Linked DNA regions of Homo sapiens: regions 1, 3, 4, 5 and 6 are each linked to region 2. Evidence: chromatin loops called from intact Hi-C (ENCODE). Cell type or tissue: PC-3. All regions are shown on one strand. Each heading gives the region's core, and the rest is flanking DNA. Links, peaks and the distances in the headings are about the cores only. Region 1 overlaps RBKS (ribokinase). Region 2 overlaps BABAM2 (BRISC and BRCA1 A complex member 2). Region 3 overlaps MRPL33 (mitochondrial ribosomal protein L33). Region 4 overlaps BABAM2 (BRISC and BRCA1 A complex member 2). Region 5 overlaps BABAM2 (BRISC and BRCA1 A complex member 2). Region 6 overlaps BABAM2 (BRISC and BRCA1 A complex member 2).

Region 1 (5,131 bases), core at 425-4,424, 150 kb after region 2:
TAGCAGCATGATTTATAATCCTTTGGGTATGTACCCAGTAATGGGATGGCTGGGTCAAATGGTATTTCTAGTTCTAGATCCTTGAGGAATCGCCACACTGTCTTCCACAATGGTTGAACTAGTTTACAGTCCCACCAACAGTGTAAAAGTGTTCCTATTTCTCCACATCCTCTCCAGCACCTGTTGTTTCCTGACTTTTTAACTGGTGTGAGATGGTATCTCATTATGGTTTTGATTTGCATTTCTCTGGTGGCCAGTGATGATGAGCATTTTTTCCTGTGTCTGTTGGCTGCATAAATTTCTTACAAATTTACAAGAAAAAAACAGCCCCATCAAAAAGTGGGCAAAGGATATGAACAAACACTTCTCAAAAGGTAGTATAAATTTCACAACCCAAACTGCTTAGGAAGAGGATCACATTACAAAGTCTCAGTGACAGGATTTGTTGCTGTTTCTCTGAGCCAGTGGTGGAATTTTTTTTTCCTGGTTCATCTTTTCTGTAGGAGTCTTAGTTCCAGCACTCCACTTTGCTTGAAACCCACCTTTTGTCCAAACATGGCCATTAAAACCCAAGCCCCATGATTACCCGGACCAGCAAACTGCTTGGATGGCCATAGTTTATGCTCTTGCCGTGCTAGTTTTTAGAACTCTCTTTGTTTTTGGACTCTGGGAAAATCTTATTTCTATTTTTTAGATATATTAATAGTAATAAGGCTTCTGTTTTATCCCAGAGTTCTGAGTATCTTGTAGAAGGAGAGTTTTCAGATCTCTAGGCTACAACATTGCTACAAAGAGAAGCCTAAATTGGGTTTCTTCACAGGCAGTGATCACAGTCAAGGTCCTCAGGCTGCCTTTCATCTTATTCTCAGAGCATCGTGGGAGTTCCAAGACTAATGATACAAAAGCAGCCTCTAGAACTGAAAACAGTTCCTTAAGAAATAGGAAATATTCTATTGGAAAGAATGGCAAAATGGAATGAGGCACATCCCACTGTACACTTTCTTATTCAGCACACTCTGAATTTTCCACATGCCACACAGTGGATATACACTGGTATGCCAGGGACACACTGGCATAATAAGACAGTCCCTGGCCACAAAGAGCTTGGAATCTAGAAGAGTGCATAGTCCATACAGCTAGAATGAGAAGTCCCATGGTGATGCAGTGGAGGGGGCCCACCTAGCCTGAGGAGCCCAGGGAAGCTGTTTGAGAGGGTAAGGGAAGGAGCTGAGCTGAAGGATAAGGCAGAGGCAGCTTGGTAAAGTGGCACTCAGGCAGAGGCAGCAGCTCATGAAGCAGCTAAAGGGAGCATGGCATATTTGTGCTGCTTCAAATAGTTCCATTTGGAAAGACCTGAGTACAAAGGAGAGTTAAGGATGAAGTGGAGAGGTGGCAGGGTTGGGTTGTAAAGGGCTTCCTTTGCCACTTCTGAGAATTCACACTTCTGAGGGCAATGGGGAGCCATTTAAGCAAGGGATACATTTGATCAGATTTATACTTTATAAAAAGATTAATATGGCTGCTGTGTGAAGAATAAATTGGAGTTTACAAGACTGGAGTCAGGGAGAACAGTCCAGAGACTGTCGTATTGATCTGGGTGAGAGATGGTGGCAGCCTGGACTAGGGAAGTGGAAATGGGGATGCTGAGAAGTGGGTTTGAGAGCTCATGGGAATTCAGATGACATAAAGATAGTTCATTTCCTTAAAAAAAGTGGGGGCAGTGGGGCGATAACTAAGATGGTTATTTCATAGTTGAAACAAACAGATCATTCTGTCAGTCTGAGTGGTTTTCAGCATATTTTTTACTCCGACTCACATAAAGGCTAAAACCTACTCCCACTAGAAAGAGTTCCTGTCATCAGTGATTCTCTGCAGATAGCACAGAAAGATGCCTGTATAACTTACAAAAAATAAAATTAAAATCTCAGGTGATCCATAAATGCCCTTCCATCCGGTAAATGCCCTTCCATCCAGTATGCCTGCCTTCTAGGGAATGAATGATCTGTGTAACAGGCAAGCATTTGGAGCAGAAATCAATCCTTCATTTAAAGTAACTGACATTTGAAGGTAACTCTTTTGCAACATAATGCTAGTTCAGATACTTGCCCTACCACCTGTGCCTTAGACACTAGCTTATTCCTGGTAGAAACACAGCCTTCACGTAACTATGCATCCTTCCCTGATAAAGTGACAAATCAGCCAGTATATGACGAATTTGGGTTGTGTAGACAAATATACCAGGTGCACCAGCCAAGACATACACAGTTGGTTGTGAATCATCCACACCAGCTTTCAATGCAGTTAGATTCACAGAACAATTGCTCAGTTCCTTCCTTCATTTTCACAGTGTAGACCTGGCTCAAGACCCAAGAGTGAAGCAGCAAGTGTGAAGAAGCAGAAACATTATAAATAACCCAGAGAATCCTTTTATAACAGCAACTGCCTACTGATTTTGTGGCCTAACAGCTCGAGCAAAAATGAATATAAATACAACATTGTGCAATGACTAATTACTCAAAATTTTGTGCATCAGCAGAAGTGGAACCTGTGGTTGGTGCTAATATTATGAAATGCCTTTGCTGTTTAATAATCTGGTAGCTCTGTATTATTTAGCATGCATTTTTCTTGGAGAACAATGATTTTATTTCAAGTACCTCTCACTGAAATAAAAAAGCAGCTGTTAGAAGATGAACATTTAGCAGAAAATATTTTAGCGAGTCTTTTGTAAGATACTAAGTCCTATTGGATTAACTGTTTTCTGTCTAGAATAGTGGGGTCACAAAAAAAAGGGGATTGCTGACCACAAAAGGCAAAAGGCCAACCTTTAGAACTCAGTGAATCACTAACAGACATTTTAGTTTTAATTGCGATTTACTCACCAATATATATACAAAGCTCTCATTAATATTGCCTGAAGAATGGGCCCTTTTTAATTCCATTTTTAGCTCGCTCTCAGGATTCCACTTCTCTTTCATTAACATGGAATTCTTTAAATTATAGAATAAATTAACCCACCGCAAACATTTTGGGCAGAATGGGGTTTTCAGCAATTTTCAGCCTCCACAGGCCATTCTTCTCAGCAGCTTGCCAGCCAGCAGAGCGGTGAGGGCCATGGCTGGGAGCAGCACCTGCCCCTGAACTTGAAGAGAGGCTAGAGCAGCCCAATGGGCTCCTGGCCCAAGCCCACTCTCAGGGTGACAGTGTCCTTCACATGTTCCTCAGGCTGGCCAAACAAGGGGTGTGCCAGTGCGTAAGCCACATCACCATAAGGCTGCTGGGCACAGCCAGTTTCAGCCAAAGAACATTATGGTTGAGCTGCATTAATGTGCCCATATTGACTCAGGGACAATTTTTACATTATTATAAGCAAAACAGAAAATGTTCTCTTTTAAATTATCAAGAAATGTGAAAAAACAAAGAGTTTCATTTTATCTCCAGTTCCCATTCCTGGGGTGAAGTGGGTGATAGGTAAAGATTAAAAATGGAAGAGTTTTCAGAGATGGCTGAAGATTACCTAGAGGGTGAGGCTCAGGCTTGGGCCGAGGGTGGAATGAGGTATAGAAAAGGGAAAGGATCAGGCATGTCTGTTCTGTATATTATTTGGCAATACAAGACAGTATATCTACATTTTTTACAAATGTTATCTCAAAACACCTTCGTCAAAATGCTCCACTTCAGTCCTGGTCTGACCAGCCAGCCCAGAGCCCATCACAAACTAACAAAGCTGAGAATGGACCCTGAGACACGGTCAGGCCCCAGATGGAGCCAGCCAGTGGCCTCTGTCAATATGAACTAATGGCTGACTTGGACTGGGAGCCATTTGTCAACAATAGTGGGGCCAGATCTGTCCATGGCACCAACCTGTGAGGTAGGTTGAGCACCACAACCAAGCACCTCAACCTGTGTGAAGACTGAGATGGCTGAGACACACTGCATCAGGCAGGGGATTTCTTTTGTCTTTGACTCAATTTTAGATGGAATCCAAGTGATGCAGTTACTATGATTATCTGTACTCTTTCTTAAAAATGGTTACTAAATACTTGTAGGGTACCAATAAAGGAAGAATCTGGCAGTTCTGGGATGAAAGTTAATAGAGTTTTTCTTGTTTTATAGTAGTTGAAATATAATCAATGTATTGAAATTCAGAAGATCAGTGTCATTCGTAATACCACTTATGGTCACTTTGGGCAGTGAAGTGCTGCCCTGAGCATATCTTAGCCCCACCTTACTTTGATTTTGCACTCAACCGCTTATTGATCCTTCTCTGTTCTCACCTATCTTAATGAAAGAAGGCTTTAGCCTCATAAACCTCATTCCAGATAGAAATACATAATTCAAGAGAAACACTGATGTCAAAGAAGAGAAGGCATACCAATTTGTGTCAGCATTTGCTGTAAATTAGAGAGGAGTACAGGGAGAGTTTAATGTAATGTAGAATTGGAATTAAAATAGAACCAATATTTAGGCAGTCCTCCACCTCTTTTTTTCCCTGCTGTGACATGAAGGATTGACTTTCTCCCAGCTTAAGTACCTAATGTAGTTCATTTTTTTTCCTTTCTGCTGGGATTCCCCCCCACAAAATACTACATATTTATTTCTGGCATCCAAAATTAAATATTTTCACCTTTTCCATTCCAATCACAACCAAAAACTCAGGGTATGAAGAGTTGGAGTTTCCCCCTCATCTTCCACACCTTTGCAGCATAGAAAGGACCTCTGGTGGCCGGGCACAGTACCTCATTCCTGGAATCCCAGTACTTTGTGAGGCCAAGACAAGAGGATCGCTTGAGCCCAGGAGTTGCTGGGCAACAATAGAGAGACCTCATCTCTACAAAAAAATTTTTTATAGCCAGGCGTGGTGGCAAATGCCTGTAGTCCCAGCTACTCAGGAGGCTGAGTTGGGAGGATCGTTTGAGTCCGGGGAGGTCAAAGCTGCAGTGAGCCGTGATTGCACCACTGCACTCCAGCCTGGGTGACAGAGCAAGACCCTGTCTCAAAAAAAGAAAAAAAAGACCTCTGCCATGCCAGTGTAATCAGTTCAGCTGTTGTAAATCACTATTAATCCCTCCTTAATACAGTACTAATGTGGGTGTTACCTCCATGGTTTCTTTTTTCCTAAGCTGAGAATAAA
Region 2 (4,000 bases), core at 1-4,000:
GATATACTTTAGGCATACTGTCGAGCAACACATCTTGTGTCTAAATAATCATTTCATGATTTGCTTATCAGATTCATCCCAAGGACAGAATCAAAAGCTCTGCTAAAATTGGGATAAATTAAATTTATCTTTTGCTTCCAATGTACTATACTCATCATTCTGTAATAAGAATTGATCTATTAAGAATTGTTTTTTACAAAGCAAAATTGGTTAGTCCTATACTAGTCCAAATGTTGGCAAACTACTTTTGTGATTCTTTTTCTGAGTTCTTTCTAAATATGTATGTCAACCTGCTCTATATAACCTTCATAATTATCTTTTACTTTCTTTAATGCAGAAACTATGCTGCTGCTTTTCAAATCTTTAGATACTTCCTTATCCCACTGGAAGATTCCCAAAATTACCTAGTGTCCTTCCAATTAAGAATTTCCACATAAGACATCATCTTTTAGTGCCTTTGTATCACTCATTTAATAAACATTTCCTGATTGTCTACTGTGTGGGTCATCGGCAACAGATCTTGGAAATCACAGAGGATTCTTGCTCCTAGAATTTAACAATATATTATTTTAGAGACTAAAGATTTGGTTTGATAGAAATAATCTGGACATCAAATTCTTTCATATCTCAAATCCAAAAATTTCTTCCTTCATGCCATCCTTAGCGCACTATCAGGATTTGGGGTGTTTCTATGATGTTATTGCTTGATACCCATAAATCTGACATAAATTTGGCCTTCAAAAAGTTTACTATTTTTCTATAAAGCAGCACAACTTATCTTTCCTTTCCCTTCATTTATGTTAGGAACCAGAACATAAAAGAAACCAAGAGCTACATTAATAATCTTGTTTAACTCTACAGAAGATATGGTTTTCGTAAAGATGAAAAGAAGACAACTCAGAAGTATAAAAGATCTGTGCCATCATAGATTATTAAGAATACCATTTAAAATAATTCATGCATGAGGTTGTATCCTCTTTATAAACAGGTTCCTCTCTTAGGTGAACTGGGGTAAAGGTAATCACCATTCTACAGGAAAAAAAAAACATGTTGCCAAAATGTGACCTGTGAGTCATAAGAAAGGAGGAAAATTGCTCATTTTTCTAAATCTCACAACATAGGTCACCCATTATGGAATGAGAAATCAGAAACACTAAAACGATACTTTTATTTTAACATTAAATAGTCCAAAAAAAGTGCTTTAACTATCTCTGTTCGTATAGTTTGAAAATCCAGTGCAAATATTCAAGTCATACCCAAGGTAAATAGTCTTACCCAATGCTGATATTAGGAATAGAAAAATCTCAATGTTAAGGGAATAAAACACAGAGAAGAAATTAGGCCATGTTACTGTCCTTGACAATCAAAGCCTAAAACAAAATAAAACTAAAAATTCCCGTGTGACTCTGAAGACAAGCATAACTTCATTTGCAATGGGGAGGAAACTTCCACTAATGCACATATCTGTGTTATGGAAAAACCAGACAAGATTTACAAATGATATAAAAGATCACTCAAGTTTTTGCCCTAGACCAACAAAACGATCAGAGTAATTTCAAATTGCTACCTAGTAACTTTAGAATTTGCCAAAGTTTGAAGTTTTTTGTTCTTTAAAGGAAGAAAGCAGCAATGAGTAACAATAGTGTGCTTCCTGGCCTTAGGAAGAGTGAGACAGGAGCTCTCCAGCTGCACTTCCTAGCAAAGTATGCCAGCTGCCTTCTGCAAACTGAGATCAAATTGCCAAGAACTTACAGGAGAGCAGTTATGATGGATGACCTAAAATACTGATCTGTTGCAAAGAGGATGTAGTGCAAACCACACAGGAACTGACAGGAAATCAGCCCTTGGGCTGGCAACTACAGATTCAAGAAGGCTAGGAATCCTGGACCTTTGACAGCCAAATTTCATCATCTTCCTTTGTAGGAAGAGTTACATTTCTGAGAGAGCAGTCTGAAAAATCTTGTACAAAGCTTTTTGGTGTCTATTACTATTTAATAATACTGCCCCCTGCCTGAACCACTGGTTTCCTCACATGTGTTAAAAGCCCATCGAAGGTCCCAGAGCACTACTTGACCAAAAATCACATGTTTGCTGGCACACACCTTCATTCTCTCAGCCACGAGCCCACTGAATGCCATAAATGATTCACAGGCTGTCATGGTGGTAAGAAGAAAAACTAATATTTGGAGTTCACCAAATAGTGAGTCATATTTCTGGAAGAAAAGAAAGCCTTACAATTGGCAATGCTTTGGCATGAAATTTTAAAAATTGTTTTTAACATTAATATTAATTCGACGAAAGTTGGCAAAAAGAAATTGATTGAGAAACGTGATATTTGGTCGGCTTATGCCACATAAAAGTCCAGTTCATGCTCCAAGAAAAAGGATGAGTAGGATATCTATTACCTATTTCTAGACTTGCCTTCTGTACTCACTGCTGCCAAGTTACTCATTCTCCCACACAACACTTTCCATACTAATTTTGACCCTTAAGAATCAAAAAGAAGTCTTGCCTTCTTTGCTCCCAAATGCCAAAATGGAATCTTTTAGTATTTCACCTTTATAAAGGGAATGTTTGAAAACAGCCCTCTTTGGCTGTGACATCAGTGAGTTGCTGAGGCCTCCAAGGGCCGGAGGAAGCATTCCCAGTCCCTCACAGTGCTGCTGCACTCCTACGGTGCAATCTGGCAATGGCCAGCGACCAAATCTTTAAAGCTGTTTTATGGTATTTAACATATGGTCATAAATTGCTCAGTGCTCTAAAGAGGGGCTAAATTTGCCGCCCCTATTGATGAGACATGTTCTTATTTATTTAAATTTAGTGGCAAGCTGGCATTTCTCCAGATGGAGAGGTTTAGGCATAAGTACAAAGGAAGAACTAACTAGAAATGAGTTGTAACTTTTCTATACACTGAATGCAACCCCACAAACTCAGGCTTCTGTGCCCAAGTTTGTGCACCGCTATCAAACACAGCTTACCAAATAGAAAGACAATAATATGAAAAGACTCTAATTTCTAAGGGCCAAGGAGGGATGAAACAAATTTTATTCAGACTGGATACGAATTTTGTTTTTAATCTCCTTCTCTTTCTCCTCAGGCTAGCTCTATTCCCACCCATCTCTCTTACCTGTCTCTTTATTCCCCTCACAAATTAGATGTATCTGGTCTTCATCTGAAATCCCACATCTGCAAAACTCTCTAGAACTTCCTTAATCTTCTGGCATTCACCTTCTTATTTTGCCATATTTTTCATTGTTTATTTTTTAATGGTTTTAATTTTCCATCACTAAAAACATGATCATACTTAAACATTTTGTTCCCTTCCTTTTACGAGCTAGCCCTGTAGCCAAAGGCAGAAAAAAAGAAATATTTTTTTTTTTTTTGGTGAGATCGTTGGTAATGATATTAATGTAGATGGTATCAAAAGAGAAGTGTGGGCCCAGTGCGGTGGTTCATGCCTATAATCCCAGCACTTTGGGAAGCCGAGGAGGGAGGATCACTTGAGCCCAAGAATTCGAAACCAGCCTGGGCAACATATAGAGACTCTGTCACTACGGTGGTTCATGCCTGTAATCCCAGCACTGTGGTAGGCCAAGGCAGGAGGATCACTTGAGCCCAAGAATTCAAGACCATCCTGGGCAACACAGGTAGACCCTGTCTCTATACAAAGTAAAAAAATTAGCCAGGCGAGGAGCTCAGGCTCCTCCCACCCCAGCTACTTGGGAGCCTGGGGTAGGAGGATCTGCTTGAGCCCAGGAGTTCAAGGCTGCAGTAAGCCATGATTGTAACACTGCACTCCAGCCTGGGCGACAGAGCAAGCCTCTGTCTCAAAGAAAATTAAAAAATAAAAAATTAGCCAGACATAGTGGCACACACCTGTAGTCCTAGCTACTCAGGAGGATCACCTAAACTCAGGAGTTCGAGTCTGCAGTGAGCCAAGATTATACCACTGCACTCCAGCCTGAGCGACACAGCAGGACCTTGTTTCAAAAAAAGAGAG
Region 3 (5,131 bases), core at 453-4,452, 180 kb after region 2:
TACAGTTCTCTGAAACAAAGTGCTACCGGCCTGGATGAAACACTGAAGGCTAGCTGGGCGCAGTGACTCACACCTGTAATCCCAGCACTTTGGGAGACCGAGGTGGTCATATCACCTGAGGCTGGGAGTTCAAGACCAGCCTGGCTAACATGGAGAAACCCCATCTCCACTAGAAATACAAAATTAGCCAGGCATGGTGGTGCATGCCTGTAATCCCAGCTACGCGGGAGGCTGGCGCAGGAGAATCACTTGAACCCGGGAGGCAGAGGTTGCAGTGAGCCGAGATCGCACCATTGCACTCCAGCCTGGGCAACAAGAGTGAAACTCCGTCTCAAAAAAAAAAAAAGAAAAGATTGAAGACTAGATGCTGAGCAGTAAGGCTTTCATATTTCTATAATGCCTTATGGCACTCGATTAACTTCCATCTCTCTCACACACACACCCACACACCCACACACACACACACCCCTACCTATTTCCTCTTTGCTAAAACAAAAACAAGAAAACACCAGAAATGGAATAATCACCCAAGGAAGATCCAGGAACTTAAACAACTATGACCTAACAATTCCTCACTTGTCCCTATCATACAGACATTTTAGCTTTTTTCTTCTACAGTCAATATGGATACTCTGCATATGAGATTCCCAAGCTATCTACGACTAAGAATGAGCTTATCTAAGTAAGTCCATTCTCACCTCCACTCCTACCTTAATTCTGGTTTAGTAGGGCTAGAGTTGGACTGAAGTCTACATTTTTTAAAACTACTCAATTGATGGGCAGCTGAATTTAAGAATCATTAACCTGTCAACAGAATTTATCTATGATATTAATACACTGTACATAAGGGATCTTTTTAACATACTTCAAATCATGTGAAATGTAAGTAGGATTGATCCTCCTAAAACTCCAAGGAGGACTACAATGCATTAATGCATTACAAGATGGTAGTAAAGAACCAAAACAGTTTCTCATCTATATTACGACAAGAAATATTTCCCCCATGGTTTTCTACAGGGAACTAAAAACTTGGTTTAAAAAAAGGCGGGGGGTAGGGGGGTTGTCTCACTGAAAAGCAATCTGGAGACTATTTAAATGACCCTGACTAGGAGTAACTGATTAAGGTTAGTAGAGCAAGGCTATATTGAGTAGAATTCTTTGATTCATTCACTGCACCTATTCCTTTAACTCAAAGAATAAAATATTTAAGTCCATAGAACTGTGCTAGGCAATGTAGAGTTTACAAAAGTGTAAGAAGACTCCCTGATTTAATACATCAGTACATCATGAGGTGCCCACACAAATGTCCAGTAAACCCCAGAGGAACCTAAAGGTCAGAAAGGGACAGGAATGGTGACAGAAGTCCTCATGGAAAGTGTCAAGTTTGGTCCCTGAAGACAGATCAGCATTTGGATTAAATGAACCAGGAATGGGCATCTGGTTTAGTAGAGGGATTGGTGATAGGAGTCTCAGTGGGGATCCATGGCCTGACCACAGGGATGGGTCTTGATTAAAAAAAAAAAAAAAAAAAAAGTTTTAGATTAATTTGGCTCCATGTAAGAGACAGAACAGGGACTTGGCCAGGAATGGTGGCTCATGCCCATAATCCCAGCACTTGGGAGACTGAGGTAGGAGGATTAGTAGAGGCCAGGAGTTCCAGACCAGCCTGGGCAACACAGAAGACACTGTACAAAAAAAACCAAAAACCTATTTTTAAATTAGAAGGGCTAAGCACAATGGCTCAGGCCTGTAATCCCAACACTCTGGGCAGCCAAGGTGGGCGGACTGCTTGAGCTCAGGAGTTCGAGACCAGTCTGCACAACACAGACCCCATCTCTATTTTAAAAAATTAAATAAATAAATACATAGAAGAACAGGGACTTGAGTGAGAAAGACTCGGTTCCAACTCTGGCTCCACCATTTATCAGCTATGAATCCCTGGGAAAATTTCTCAAAGTACTCTATCCTGCTTTCTTCCCTGTGGGAGAGATAACTATCTCCCTCACAAGGTTGTTGCTGGACACATAGTGCGCACTCAACACTGAGTTGAAATGACACACTGCTACCCACAATTGTAAACATGAATTAATTTTCTGTCAAAATATTTGCTGCTTAATTCATAGAAGAATGAATCTGTCAAGTTCTCTCCCTACATCTAACCAAAATCGATTCTGCTTCAATTACAGTCTATATTGTCTTGTTTAGTCATCCAAGGAATTAAAACTGACAAGTTTTCATTCTCTTTATGATAAACCTTCAATATATTTAAGAAAGTTTAATAAGCTCATGCCTCAGCCTTTAATCCTTCCTCTTCGGAAATTAGCATCTAGTTTTATACGTGGAAAAGGAATTCGAAAGGATAGGCACATGCAGCTGCTTCTTGCCACAGACTATATTATGAAATGCTCAAATAATTGGGAATTTTTTCACGTTTCCTTACCTATTTCCTTCATAAAGCAGACCAACAATCATCGTCCTCAAACTTAACAATTTACTCATCACAGTAAAACATGCTGGGAGAACTGCCAAGCTATTTGGTACCCTGGGCAATGGGGGCAGGCCCCGAGGCAAACATCTTCATCACGAACACGTGCAGGGCATTCAGCAGGTGGGCAGAAAGCCAGGCAGTCTGCTATCCCAGAACATTCTCTTCTTCAGAAAAGACAAAGTTGTGCTGTCAAAGCTAAGACCGTTCCTTATCAGAAAAATTCTAAGCGTCTGTTTGAAATTTATACGTGAATCTTTTCTCCCACTTTGAACTATGATCAGAACTGTTTATGGCTGTATCCTTTCCCAATCTCAAAACTTAAAATCAAACTGACAATTATTAAGTTCCTAATACCTCCATACTAAAGATGAAAAGCCCAATACATTTTTTCATACTTAAAATATCACAGAATGTTACTCAGTCACCCCTTTGACTTTTCACCAGCTGACACAAAGAAATCAGAGGGAGAAAAACATACCAATCCAATTCTAAACCTTATCAATCCAACAGCAAACCTCATCATTTTTCCACCATATGAGGAATCATCCTGAAATTCAGACTCCTTACCATCAGATACAGACCTAGAATTCCCTTTTCACTCTGATAATGAATAAACAGAAATTTGAACACCATAAAAACAGCAAGGAATTTTATTTCTGTTAAAGGATGGAACACAAGAAACTTTAAGCTGACAACTGTGCTTCTTGGAGCCTTTAAAAAATGTCTGCTCATGTTATTATAGCCATTATCTTGTTAAGAAGCAATGGCCGGGTGCGGTGGCTCACACCTGTAATCCCAGCACTTTGGGAGGCTGAGGTGGGTGGATCACCTGAGGTCAGGAGTTCAAGACCAGCGTGGCTAACATGGTGAAACCCTATCTCTACTAAAAATATAAAAGTTAGCCGGGTGTGGTGGCACACACCTGTAGTCCCAGCTACTTGGGAGGCTGAAGCAGGAGAATCACTTGAACCCAGGAGGCAGAGGTTGCAGTGAGCCGAAATTGTACCACTGCACTCCAGCCTGGGCGACAAAGTGAGACTCCATCTCAAAAAAAAAAAAAAAAAAATTAATTATAAAGAGCACAAAATGAACAGCCAGAGCTCTAAAATTAAAAAACACGTTTGCTATTTTTACATAAATCTGCACATAAAATCCAGAAACAGGATAGGCATCCACCAACAGCAATCAGGTGCTGACTCTATTTTTGTTTGTGAGCAGATAATATGGCCTTAGGAACACTTGTCTCTTCTAGATAAATACTTCCATCTAATGAGACCATTTAAAGTTACCATATAGTACAGCATTTTAGTGGATGGCACAAAATGGAAAAATCAAATTTCCTACCCCCACTGCACTAATATATAGAAACCATATTCCTTTAACTTCTATCAGGAACCAAATACTAGCCACTGTCGAACAGATGATGCCAGGACACCATACCGTCCCCTTCTTAAGACACTTGTCTGTTTCCAGAACACTACCACCTATTCTCTTTACATAGCTGGTTTCTCACCTTCAGGTCTCGGTTAACTATCTCCTCCTGGAGAGACCTTCCCTGATTTAGCCATCTAATGTGACTTTCCCTACCACTCTCCAACTTCATCCTACACCTCAGCATCCTGATTGTTTCTCTCACAGCACTTATAATTTGTCATCTTTTCTCCCCCTCTCAGACTAGACTAAGTGCCAAGAGTACAGGGACTTGTCTTGTGTCCTGGTGTATCCCAGCACCTGGGATGTTAAATAGCATCATAACAATCATTCAATACCTATTTACTAAATGAATGCTAGTGTCAGAGGCTAAAAAAACACCTCCAGAGAGTTCAGATGTTCAGCCTACAAAGGGGGCAACAGGCCTTGGAAGCATTAACCTCCCCAGATCTTACCAACTGGATCATAATGCAAAAGAGTCAGTTTTTCCCGCAGTCGGTTTCTCTTGGTGTTGAAGCAGAAACCTGTCCCAGCTTCGCTCACCATTCTCACCAGAATGTTTCTAAGATTAAAAAGTACGCTGTTATGTACGAGCTGACGAAATAAACTAAAATCAGTCACAGGGGGATGGCACATTTTGAGAACTCTGTAGGGTAATATTAGTTGTGAGATATCACTTGGCCCTAAAAGGTTCAGTTGTAAGACAGCCTAAGTTTTCCATGAAACAGTTTCAATGGTTTCAAATCTCTAGGATTTGCTCCACTACACAGAGTTACTTCGCAATGACCTAACCAAAACAATAAGAACAATCAAGCCACATTGCGGGACTAGCCTCAGACATCCACCCTTCACGAGGAGCAGAAGTCAGGAAGGGGAAAATATCAAAATACTGGTAACCACAGCTGGCTAGTGAGGAAATTGTAAAGATCGCTGTCTCAGAACAGCCCTCTCTTCCAGGGCATAAATGATTATATTCAGGAAGGGACAAAATAAAGAGACTAAAGCTTTTAGTTTGCTAATGCGCAAAACCTTGTGCCCCTTCATATTTCATTTAAGTTCCACTCATCCAAAGCAGAAAGTCCATGTTTGCCTCACCAGATCTTTTAATACCTGTACTGTTTGTTATTTTTTCATGTGTCTTGTCTCCCCATGTAGACCATGTTATTTTATTTCTCATGTAATTCCAAAACAACCTGGAAGCATCTAAGACTA
Region 4 (4,000 bases), core at 1-4,000, 280 kb before region 2:
TTCTGCAACTGCACAGAATCAGCAAGGCCATCATTTCCTTTTGCTACGCTTAGAGTAGGCATTGGATTAGATTTAGCCTAAACTCTAAAGATGGCTAGGAAAATTCCTGTGACTTCCTATAAACAAGAGGAAGGCTTTTTGTCTCCTCTTTGTGTATGCACAAATAACACAGAAGGCACACATCTAACCAGAAGGTTCTAATGATTTCATAAGGATAGAAAGCTGATTAAGAAAAAAATAATCCACAGTGCAAGAAAAATAAATACAATATTTATGTCCTGTAGGTACAGGTTGAATATCTGTATAACATACAGAATGGCAAGATCCAAGCTACTCATCGCTCACTTAGAGAAACAATCCTTGGCATAATAAAATTCTGAAAAAGAAAATAAGCTGGATGCTTCCCTGGAGTTGACAGTAATAGGCTTTGACTTATATAAAATATTACAAGAGAAGTCTTTAATCAGTCATTAAATTATATACATGGAAGGAAAACAGTCTGAGTAATCCTTTAAACTTGAAACCCTCTCCCTCTCTCTGCTTGGATTGTGTCATTCCGAAATACAGCCGTTAGACAAAAATTACCTGTAATGATGGAGAAAAGCAGAGGTGTGAAGAGATCCAAAGGCCAGGTGTTCTGCTGCCAGGCCCATGTTTCCGCACCCTGCTTCGGTCACTACCAAGAACTAACACATGTTGCTAGGTGCTTTATCACATTATCTAATTAAATGCTCTCCATAGTTCAAAGAGGTGGGAAGTATCGCTGTAATTTTACATGTGAAAAAAACGAGGCTCAGAGAACAGAAAATACTGCCTAGGTTCACACAACTAGACATAGGTAAAACCAAGATCTGAACACAGGTTTGCCTGTCACCGGAGTTCAGGCTGTTTCTGCTGAAATATGTTACCTCCCTGAGAGGAGGGGGATTTTAATCATGGAAGACTACAGGGATGGGAAGAAACAGTAGGTCTGGCTATCAGGGAGCCAGGCCAGCATCCCAAATGATGAGGGGCTCCTAGAGGCTTCAGACCGTCACCAAAGTAGACACTGTGATGTACGGCTCATCTCCGTTTACAATTTCCCACACAGCAGCAAGCAGGAACTCCTCTTAATTTTGTTCATACCTCAGTACTCTCCCACCCCAACCACCAAACAATCAGATTCATTTGATCTCAAATGTGATGGACCAGACACTCTGGCAGGTCTGATTCTGAATGACTTGGTTGGCTGTCTGGGGTGAGCCTCAACAGGTGCAAAGCACTTTAGGCACTACGAAAGATAGTTTTAACTGAGAGTTTATTTTTTAAAGGACGTCATTTCACCCTTTATTTAACCCAGTAGTTTCTTAGCTTGTAAGCGTCCAAAATCTACATCCAGTGTCACACACTGATAAGTGCTGCTGATTCATGTATAAATATCAGCCTCATGGGTAAATATTTAACAAGCTTGCTATAGCCTGAATGCTGCCCTGATCATGCTGAATAAACTAAGTAAAGTGCCATGAAATAAAAGAGTCATTATGTTTTCAGAGGGTGCAAGATGGTGGTAAGGCCTTGTGATCTCTAATTCTTTAATATTCATGAATCAAAAAATATTGGGCTGAGCATGTACAACAGGAAACTCACCCTGTGCAGAGATTCCAGGGCTCACTCAAGACATTCCCGGGACTGCAGGGCTGGCTGAAGAGAAGGCAGGGCCTGACTAACCCACTAAGTGGCTGGGGAAGAATTATGAGGAGATGAAAGGGACCACTTGGCACTGATACTTCTGATCCCCAGAGTGGTGCGGGGAGGAAGCGGGTGAGAAGGAAATCCGTGTGGCAAGGGCTCAGGCTTAACCTGGGAGGAGAAAAGGGTGATAGGGCTGTTCTGATGAGAAGGTACCTTCTCTCTCTTCATGGAATAAAATAAAACATGAAATTAGTTGATCATTCTTAGAACTGAAACTTAATCTGTGGATATAAATTAGAAGGATGAGGCCAGAGTTTTAAAATCTTTTCCAGTGGTAGGGGTAATTAAATAGATGAAAATGAAACCAGAAAAGCATTTCCAGGTCAGTCTTGTTGGCTCTAAAACTCAAATGTAAGAACTGTCTATACTGAATGTATTAATACTAGTCTTTTCCATGCAAATGAAACTAATAGAGCCCTTTGTGAACTTCGGTCTGTCTGCAAATTATCACATCTCTCATGCAGTCATGAGCCACATGCAACATTTCAGTTAATGATGGACCCCATATATGACAGTGGTCCCATAAGATTACAATACCGTATGTTTACTGTCCTTTTCCTATGTTTAGATATGTTTAGACACACAAATACTTACCATTGTGTTACAATTGCCTGTAGTATTCAGTATAGTAACATGCTGTGTATGTTTGTAGCCTAGAAGCAATAAGCTCACCAGATAGCCTAGGCGTGTAGTAGGCTCTACTATCTACCTAGGTTTGGGTTGGTACATTCTATGATGTTTGCACAACGACAATACTGCTTAATGACACATTTCTCAGAACGTGTCCTGGCCATTAAGCAATGCATGACTGTATTGAAGACTTAACTTGGCTGCAACGTGACGGCATAAAGGAATTGTTTTTATTTTGACTTAGAAAAATGCAGGGAGTCAGCCTGTCTGAAAGCTTGGCTTGGGACAATGGGGTTTTGATTCTGACCCATTATGAAACAGCAACTCCCCTTCCTCCCACGTGGGGTTTTACCTTACTGGTCAAGTAAAATGAGCAAAACATAATTTAGACTGGAGAAAATCAGAAGGGCTAGTGATTCGCAATCATAATTCTTGCTTCTATCAAGTTTTCTTTCTTTGGTTCTACTCAACTTTCTCACCAGTTCAGTGGGATAGCACCACTCTCAAAGACACCTGACCAGGCACAGTGGCTTGGGCCTGTAATCCTAGCACTTTGGGAGGCTGAGGCAGGATGACTGCTCCGGGCCAGGAGTTTGAGACCAGCCTGGGCAACATAGCGAGATCCCATCTCTAAAAAAATTAAAAATTAGCCAGGCATGATCGTATGTGCCTATAGTCCCAGCTACTCAGGAGCCTGAGGCAAGAGGATCAGTTGAGGCCAGGAGTTGGAGGTTACAATGTGCCATGCTTATACCACTGCACTCTAGCCTGGGTGACTGATTGGGACTCTGTCTCTTAAAAAAAAAAAAAAAAAAAAAAAAAAAAAAAAAAAAAAGACATCTCTCTCAAAGCATTAGAATGGTTAGAGTACCAATTAGAGTTACATTAACACAAAAATAGCACCAAGCACTCCAAGAGAGACTTTACTCTAAAAGTCTTCTCTGTCCAAGGGTCATGACAAGGCGTTGTCAGAGACATTTGGGTCAGCCTTAGCATCCTGCTTTTGCCCCTGAATTGGGTTCTGAGGGAGAGGAAGTTGACCTGGCTGCCTCCTCCACAGTATGATTCAGGAGCCGTTGGAAGTTGAAGCATGGAAAGGGGAACATCCAGGATGTAGAAACAAGCAGCCTGCAGACTCCAAGCTAAGAGAAATCCTAAAGCAATGTGTGCTGCCTTCAATCCAATTCAACAAACACTAACTGTATGCCTAACTATGTCTAAGGACTTGAGTTTCCCATTCTGAACACACGACTAGGGTACCAACGATAAGTCCTTCCAAAGTAGAGGAATGCCAGGGACCTCAAGAATCTGGGGCACTCTGTAATACTAGATTATGTTTCCTGGTGGCCTGCCAGCAGAGCCATTACCATGAAACAACTCACTGTTATTTATTGAGCTCCCACTTTTGCCAGACACTCTACTGGGCATTTTGTGATCTCTAAACCTCACAACAACCCTGCCGTGTAGACCTAATTAGCCCCATTTACAGATGAGAAAACTGACATTCTAAGAGTCTAAGTATCTTATCCAAGATAACCCAGCAAGTAAGTTGTAGAGGTGGGCTTAAACCCAGGTCTTTCTGGTTCCAAAGTCTATGTCCTTTTTCATTAGGAATTCTTTCACAGAAAGATGAAGTAGA
Region 5 (4,000 bases), core at 1-4,000, 170 kb before region 2:
CACTCCAGCCTGGGCGACAGAGCGAGACTCCGTCTCAAAAAAAAAAAAAAAAAAAATAATAATAATAATAATAATAATAATAAAACACTCTTTGGGGCCAGGCACTGTGGCTCATGCCTGTAATCCTAGCACTTTGGGAGGCCGAAGCGGGCAGATCACCTGAGGTCAGGAGTTCGAGACCAGCTTGGCCAACATGGTGAAACTCTGTCTCTAATGAAAATACAAAAAATTAGCTGGGCGTGGTGGCTGGTGCCTGTAGTCCCAGGTACTCGGGAGGCTGAAACCCGAGAATCACTTGAACCCAGAAGGTGGAGGTTGCAGTGAGCCGAGATTGCACCACTGCACTCCAGCCTGGATGACAGAGTGAGACTCTGTCTCAAAACAAACAAACAAACAAAAAACAAAAAACAGAAACATTCTTTGGGAGGCCGAGGCAGCAGAATCACTTGAGCCTAGGAGTTTGAGACTAGCCTGGGCAATAGAGCGAGACCCGGTCTCTACAAAAATAAAAATAAAAACATTAGGCATGCATGGTGGCACCTGGAGTCCTAGCCACTTGGGAGACTGAGGTAGGAGGGTCACTTGAGCCCAGGAGGTCAAGGCTGCAGTGAGCCATAAGCATGCCACTACACTCCAGCCTGGGTGACAGAGTGAGACGCTGTCTCAAAACAAAAATTAAACATTCATTGAGTGTCTGCTACTGTAAAATCCTGTTCTAAGTGCTGTGTCAGATATATAAAAAGACAAGAGAATGCCTATAGATTATTGATGTTCATAAGCTCCCATATTTGAGTATAAACAGCTGTGTCATATTGGTTTTTAAGATGATGTGTCCATGATTTATAAATTAGAGCAACTAAGGTCGGAAGGGGTAAAAATGGCTCAGTATTTTTACTAAGAATGCTAGATAGTGACCACATCTACTCACAGACAGAAATCAGCCAACTGTAACTAAATGACTCACAGAGAATTTTAATAATACATTTCAATCAGAGTCTGTAAAAACTCTCTCTGCTGATGAAAAATCTGTCCTGTCAGAAGTTCCCAACCAAATCTGCTTATAATCCATTTTCAATGAACCTCAGCTTCCTTTGAAGTAGAATAAGCTACTAAAGCATTTCACCCACAATAAGCACACTGTGAATTCAGGCCTTACAAAATTCATTACTGATGAATAATGTTACTTGGTTATAACACAAATGCGATATCAAACTACTTCTGCCATGTAGCCTGAATGTTGTGTAAAATTATACGCAGCTATTTCGATGCAGCAAAATAAAACATGTTATCTTTTTAAGCTATCTACTTTTAATATTAGCTTTACTAACTTCTGAGTCAGTTTTTGCTAAATATTTTGAAGAGGCTAGTTACATTTTACAAATAACATTAATAGTTACAAATAAGTAAGAAATTGGGCCAGATGTTTAGCAGCCCACTGTAGGCTACAACCATTCGAACTCCAGGGAACATCTGGAAGGAGTCTCAATTTTGGACTCAGTCTGCCTATTCTTTTCTCTCTACAAAGGTACAGTATTCATGTCACTAAATGCACAATAACACTTGCCAAAAGGGTGTAGTGGCAAGTACTAACTGCATTTACTCTGCAATGGAAACTCTTAATATGATGAATTTTTTAAGAAAACAAAAGTCAATGAAGAGAAATAAATGTAAGAGTTCAAGAGTGGCAAAAGAAAGAATGAGACATATTGGTTAGCAAGAAGTAGCACCAGGCTACCTCATGTTAATGACACTTACTGCTCAATTCGAGGTGACAAGTACAGCTTGGGGTACACCTGGGTGGCTTCAGTGTCCTCAAAACTAACAGAGAGGAGGGCCACATCTTCTCCAGGGTCTTCATTTACATCCTTAAACAAGAAGTGAAAACACAACATCAGCACCTGTTCTCCTAACATCTTATTAGTGTCAAGCTCACAGTCCACTGGCATTGAAGCCATGACTGTGAGTTACCCTTATTCCACTTTAGCTTAGCTGCTTTGCACATCCTTTCCACACACCTACCCACTCCTCTAGAGGGATGGATTTTAAACTTTCTGAGCAAAGCCCACCACAGCAAAGCGAAAGACCTCCACCTATCTCACTTGTTCCCACATTCAGGAGGTAGGGGGCGGGTAGTGAACCTGGTGGTAACAAAGAATTCAGCAAAAATATAATTAAGTTGCAGTAAACATATTACTATAAACATAATTTACATCCTACAACATCAAAAAACATTAAAATATCCAGTAATTTTCTTACACCTACCTTGACAGTATGTTGTAAGCTATTTAAATAGCAAAAATTTGCAGGAAACATATCACCATGAAGAGTGTCACCATACAAGCAAATGACAAGGGGGTTAGGTACACATCTACTTTGGCAAAATGATAATGGATGATTCATATGTGAATCATGAGACATACATATCTTAAAAGTCTAGTTATAAGAACACTATAAGACAAAACATTGTTGATCCAAGTATGTACCAATAAACATTTGAGATTAACCAAATAACACACAATAAACTAAACTGATAATGATAAAACTAAACTTACTGTAATTTATAATTAAAAAGCAAGAATAGCAGGAACTGAATATTATAACCAACTCAAGCCAACGCTGATGATACACTGATGAAGTGTCCTGAATCAAAACTGTGGAATTTACAACTATGTGCATGTGCTTTATGATTATTGCCAAGCACCAAGTGTCTGCCAGACTTCTGAATAAAATACTGAATTAAAATAAATCTCGTGGCACACATTGATTTTAATTTGTGAATACCAAATTTTAATAACCCTTAATTTATTTTTGGTTGGTAGTGGCTCCAAGTCAAATATAAAAATTTTAAACACTTAATTACTAAACACTTAATATGTGTTAAACACTTAACATCTTTCACTCATAGAGACTGGTAAGAACGGACCTATATTTCTGGATCAGTTCATAGGTCCTTAGGAAGGTTCAGCAGCCACACCAGCAGCAAGAGAGGGAAGGGTCACACCTAGACTTTAAGACTCATTACTCGGCTGGGCGCGGTGGCTCATGCCTGTAATCCCAGCACTTTGGGAGGCTGAGGCGGGCGGATCACGAGGTCAGGAAATCGAGACCATCCTGGCTAACACGGTGAAACCCGGTCTCTACTAAAAATACAAAAAAACAAAATTAGCCGGGCGTGGTGGTGGGCACCTGTAGTCCCAGCTGCTTGGGACGCTGAGGCAGGAGAATGGCATGAACCCGGGAGGCGGAGCTTGCAGTGAGCGGAGATGGCACCACTGCACTCCAGCCTGGGCAACAGAGCGAGACTCCACCTCAAAAAAAAAAAAAAAAGACTCACTACTCATGAGCTTGACATTGTATCTTCAACCTCAAATACAATGTCTTTTGTCTGTCATGCCACCCCTTCTTTTCCTTCATCCTGGGAAGCTGGCCATCACTCATCCTGCTCAACTCCGGAACCTTCGGTCTCCTTGCTCTGCATTCTCTTGTGTGTATAAGATGGATGAGTGTGACATGTATACACAGGGACAAGAACCACAAGTCTCTCCCATCCTAAAAAAGAAACATTTTTAAAGGAAAGGAAAGAATCTTGTTGAACTCTACAGAGCTCCTTGGATTCCCTCTCCTCTCGCTCCTCCCCTTCACAGACTGCTTGGAAGAGATATCTACACACTCTCTATTCCCTTCTCTTCCACTTACCCTTAGCCCACAACGATAGCCTACTACTGACCCCACAAGTTCATGAAGACCATTCCCACTAAGGGTAACCACTAAACACACCAAATGCTTCTCTGCCCTTTTCTTACTTGATGTCTAAACAGTATTTGACATGGGTGACCACTTGCCTCTCGAAACTCTCTTTTCTTGATGGTCTTTTCTTGTCTCTTTGGCCACTTCCCTTTCCGTTTTCTTTCTTTTTTAAAAAATTAAGGACTTCATGTCTAAAATACCAAAAGCAATGGCAACAAAAGCCAAAATTGACAAATGGGATCTAATTAAACTA
Region 6 (4,000 bases), core at 1-4,000, 130 kb before region 2:
AACTTAACATCTTTGGTATTTTAAAGACGGATGAATAGGTCAAGGTGAGAAATGAGTTCTCCAGTGTCATCCAGCCCTTTGATATCACAGGCAGAGATGGAACTACTCCTTCCCAACCCTATAATAATAAAAATAGTCTACTCTCCTCATCCCACACCCTTTCCTGATATATCCTATGCAAATGCAACAGAAGATACTTTGCAACTGTGAGATGCTAATACCTATGTATCACCTATCCATCTGGTTAAAAGACTCTCTATTAAAGGAGTTTGTATTTTTTTCGCATCATTTAAAATCAAGGACAGTACTGATTGGCATAAGGCCCCATTTTTATTGTTTTAGGACTAGAAAACAAAAGGCTTAATGGATATTAAAGCTAACATGAAAACAAATTGACTTTCTTATCTTTATAGAAAATCTGAAATTAAAAACTTCAATTTATAAGGGTAGTATAAATGGAAAATATATTGTTAAGGCTCAGGTATTAGGAAAATAACAATCATTATGGTAGATGAAAAAAACACTGATATCCAATATTTCTATAGCACTTGGCAGTTAAGAAAATATTTTTTGTAGATCTCATTTGATCCTCCCAAAATGCAGGAAAATAGAAAAATAAATAATGTATCCTAATTTTCAGGGTGAGAAAACAGGTTCAGAAAGTTAATTTACTAAAGTTTACACTAACAGCAAATGGCAGATCTGGAACTTGAACCCTTGTCCTCTAAAGCAGAGAACAAAATAACGCTACTAACCCCTGGGCCCTTTGGTTGGCTGAACATAAAATTTACACACAAAATGTCCAGAGGTAAACCAGAAGACATCTCTATCTTAAAGAATAGAGATCTTAAAGAAGTATAATAATCCCCGGGGAATGACCCTAAGCTAGAAGCATACCTATGTATTTCAACTTCAAAATTAAAGATTCCGATAGGTGCTATCTACAGGAAAGAAAATACGGACATGAAAACAACAGCTAGAAACTGCTGGGTGCAGTGGCTCACACCTGTAATCCCAGCACTTTGGGAGGCCAAGGTGGGCAGATCACGAGGTCAGGAGTTGGAGACTATCCTGGCCAACACGGTGAAACCCATCTCTACTAAAAATACAAAACTTAGCCGGGTGTGGTGGCGCACACCTGTACTCCCAGCTACTCAGGAGGCTGAGGCAGGAGAATCACCTGAACCCAGGAGGGGGAGGTTGCGGTGAGCCAAGATCACGCCACTGCACTCCAGCCTGGCGACGGAGCGAGACTCCATCTCAAAAAAAGAGAGAGAGATAATTTACCTTTCTCAAGGATTTACAAGGAACTACATGCTTTGTGGCAAATACAAGCACTCTGTCATTTGGCTATGTCATGATTACTACCTTTTACTCATGTACTAGGAGTTAAGAAGTTAAAAGCATAATACCTGTTAACAAAGACAGGTAAAAATTATTCTAAGATTAATCTGAACACGGAAATGGAAAAATTCTGACTAATGTATTATATCTGTGCTCTGCTAACTTGTCTGAGGACACAGAAGACTGTCAGAATAATCTAAATAATAGTAATATAAATAATATAAATAATAAATCCCTAAATCTTTCTATAAAATAATGCTAACTCATAAAACACACACAAAGAAAAAAAATACCACAGAGTTTAACAATGATAACTGGTAGGTAATTTCAAAACAAACATTAATCGCATTGAAGGTAATTTGTGGACACTAAATTTTTTAACAGCATATTTAACTTTACTGCACTGAATACAAAATCAGAACCATTCTGCCATTATGTAACTAGTGGAATATTAAGTCTTCTTACTCATAAGATTTGAAATCAGAGGACCTTTATTGAAGTAGCTGAGCTAACAACACTGGTTTATGAGCCTGGGCAAGTTACTTAAAGTGCACAAAGTGTTTCCTCATCTGTAAGATGTAGATAATAAAAATATCCATTTTTTTCTTGTCAGGTTATCATAACTTCAAAAGTAATAATGCATTTCATTATCTATTACAATGCCTAGAAATCTATCACTTAGGTTCTGGCCCAAAATCTGACTGTGAAGAAAAGAAAGAAAATCAGGTGCTAAAGTTGTATTTTAAAATCACTTAGCAAACTGCCCTCAAGACCTCCAGCATTTAGACTAGTGCTAGCAGAGAAAGAGGTGGCCAAGACATAGTTGTTAAATGGAAAAATGAAGCTAGTCTACAGTGATTTTCACTTTTGAATTGCAATATTTGTTATTCTTCCATAGGTTTGGCTTTCCGCGCTTTATTTCTCTAGGTACCATGTCTGTGGATGTTGGTTTGATCACAGCCATCCCAGCCTTATGTAAACAATGGGTAGTCAATATATTCATGTCAAAGGAATGAAGGAGAGCTCTTTCCTCACTGAATCACAGACACTTGGGGCCAGGAGAGTTCGTAAAAATTAAGTATTATGAAATGACGTTTTGACCACTTGTCTTTGTCCCTTTTCAATAAAAAGGAAAAAAAAAACCCTAAATGCACTACTTTTACAATATCTTTTGGTAAGTTACTAGGCCAGGCACTGATTTAGAGACTTAGGATACAATGGTGAATAAAAGAGGCTGCCTCTCCTCTTAGTGCTTATGATTTGTCACATCAAGGCAGGTACACACACACAGATGAACATGGCCTGCTAGTGGCTACAGAATCCCCACAAGATATGTATCGAGATGACAGTGGGTATAGAGATTGCTTTTCCAGATTGGCCCTCAAGATCCAAATGGATTAGGAATAAACATACTTGTTTCCTTTAAAGCAGCAGCTCACAACCTCAGCAATACATTGAAATCACCCTGGAGAGCTTTAAAAACTATAGATGCCTTTGTCCCCCTCCCAGAGATTCTGATTTAATTGGTCTGGGGTGCAGCCTAGATTGGGAGTTTTTAAAGCTCCCCAGGTATGGTCACGGTTGGGCAACACTGGCTTAGAGCAGCTCAGAATTTCCTAAATAACCACCCTGTCCTACAAAAGTCTCCTCACCTGGGAGAACAGAATAATTGCAGAAGCCCAAGGGCCATCTTCGTCCACACCTGTAGCTCCAGAGCAGTCACCTTTAAGCCCTAGGGTTAGGCAAGGGATCCTAAGAGCAAGTTTTAAGAGAATCACTGGAGTTGTAAAGAACTATGGCAGTCACCACCTTATGTACCCCAATGGCAAATGTCAGGAGAAAACAGTCATTTAGGATTCTAAACATCTGGATGAGAACAAGCTGAAAGAAAACAAACTAAAAAGAGAATATTGTAAGTACTAGTGATTAATTATAGATACACACTTGTTTTCTGAGTATTCTTAAACACTTTTTACTGTAGAATTGTTAAAAAAAAATAAGAAAATACAAATAGAGGGAAAATATCACCATAATCTATGACATCTATGTAAGCCAGACTTCTTTCCTGTGTGTGTCTATGTGTTCACATAAACAAAATTTAGAGATTTATGGTACAAATTCTGTTTTGTAGTGGACTATTTTCAGTTAACAAGATATTGTGATGAAGACTTCTGGTTGAGATGACAGATTAAACTACCGAAAGCATTACTGATTTATTAGAAACAAAACCTCGGCCAGGCATGGTGGCTCATGCCTGTAATCCCAGCACTTTGGGAGGCCAAGATGGGCAGATCACTTGACGTCAGAAGTTTGAGACCAGCCTGGCCAACATGGTGAAACCCTGTCTCTACTAAAAATACAAAAACTAGACAGGGCATAGTGGCGCACGCCTGTAATCCCAGCTACTCAGGAGGCTGAGGAGGGAGAATCGCTTGAACCCAGGAGGCAGAGGTTGCAGTGGGCCAAGATCATGCCACTGCACTCCAACCTGGGCGACAGAGCGAGACTCTGTCAAAAAAAAAAAACACCTCATATTGAGGAAGCCCCCAAAGGTAAAATAGAGGTACTGGCAGTTGCAGTGAGAGGCAAGGCTAAAAAGAGGAGTAAAAATCTGTGTAAGCTTGCAAAACGGTGAGAACCCCTCGTACGACAGAGG

The links. A loop is a pair of places that touch in the nucleus more often than their neighbours do. Peaks named below come from ENCODE experiments on the same cell type or tissue, not always from the same donor. Only the 100,000 strongest peaks of a DNase experiment are listed, where the experiment ranks them.
Region 1: it touches region 2 in a loop (9-fold over the local background); 2 of 110 quality-filtered maps call a loop at or near these places.
Region 3: it touches region 2 in a loop (2.1-fold over the local background); 7 of 110 quality-filtered maps call a loop at or near these places.
Region 4: a loop joins it to region 2, with 2.4 times the contacts of the local background. A loop is called at or near these places in 3 of 110 quality-filtered maps.
Region 5: it touches region 2 in a loop (5-fold over the local background); 3 of 110 quality-filtered maps call a loop at or near these places.
Region 6: it touches region 2 in a loop (5-fold over the local background); 4 of 110 quality-filtered maps call a loop at or near these places.

The regions. Positions count from the first base shown.
Region 1 is chr2:27,807,262-27,812,392 of GRCh38, reverse strand. The region is part of intron 7 of RBKS (ribokinase); the gene reads left to right. Among named protein-coding and RNA genes, the nearest start is that of MRPL33, 38 kb to the right of the region's middle. In PC-3, for the core only: no CTCF peak of the experiment used is centred there; a DNase peak (open chromatin) is centred at 2,222; H3K27ac peaks cover 2,142 bases.
Region 2 is chr2:27,953,028-27,957,027 of GRCh38, reverse strand. The region is part of intron 3 of BABAM2 (BRISC and BRCA1 A complex member 2); the gene reads right to left. Among named protein-coding and RNA genes, the nearest start is that of MIR4263, 41 kb to the left of the region's middle. In PC-3, for the core only: a CTCF peak has its summit at 1,994; DNase peaks (open chromatin) are centred at 1,047, 1,807 and 2,087; H3K4me3 peaks cover 2,366 bases; H3K27ac peaks cover 4,000 bases.
Region 3 is chr2:27,773,774-27,778,904 of GRCh38, reverse strand. It overlaps MRPL33 (mitochondrial ribosomal protein L33), which reads right to left. Exons shown (of 4, transcript NM_004891.4): 3 at 4,375-4,481. Among named protein-coding and RNA genes, the nearest start is that of MRPL33, 4.6 kb to the right of the region's middle. In PC-3, for the core only: no CTCF peak of the experiment used is centred there; a DNase peak (open chromatin) is centred at 2,544; H3K4me3 peaks cover 941 bases; H3K27ac peaks cover 892 bases.
Region 4 is chr2:28,230,982-28,234,981 of GRCh38, reverse strand. The region is part of intron 7 of BABAM2 (BRISC and BRCA1 A complex member 2); the gene reads right to left. Among named protein-coding and RNA genes, the nearest start is that of BABAM2-AS2, 77 kb to the left of the region's middle. In PC-3, for the core only: no CTCF peak of the experiment used is centred there; no DNase peak of the experiment used is centred there; H3K27ac peaks cover 1,406 bases.
Region 5 is chr2:28,127,136-28,131,135 of GRCh38, reverse strand. It overlaps BABAM2 (BRISC and BRCA1 A complex member 2), which reads right to left. Exons shown (of 12, transcript NM_199191.3): 7 at 1,756-1,865. Among named protein-coding and RNA genes, the nearest start is that of MIR4263, 130 kb to the right of the region's middle. In PC-3, for the core only: no CTCF peak of the experiment used is centred there; DNase peaks (open chromatin) are centred at 2,385 and 2,585; H3K27ac peaks cover 683 bases.
Region 6 is chr2:28,087,526-28,091,525 of GRCh38, reverse strand. The region is part of intron 6 of BABAM2 (BRISC and BRCA1 A complex member 2); the gene reads right to left. Among named protein-coding and RNA genes, the nearest start is that of MIR4263, 93 kb to the right of the region's middle. In PC-3, for the core only: no CTCF peak of the experiment used is centred there; a DNase peak (open chromatin) is centred at 2,345; H3K4me3 peaks cover 680 bases.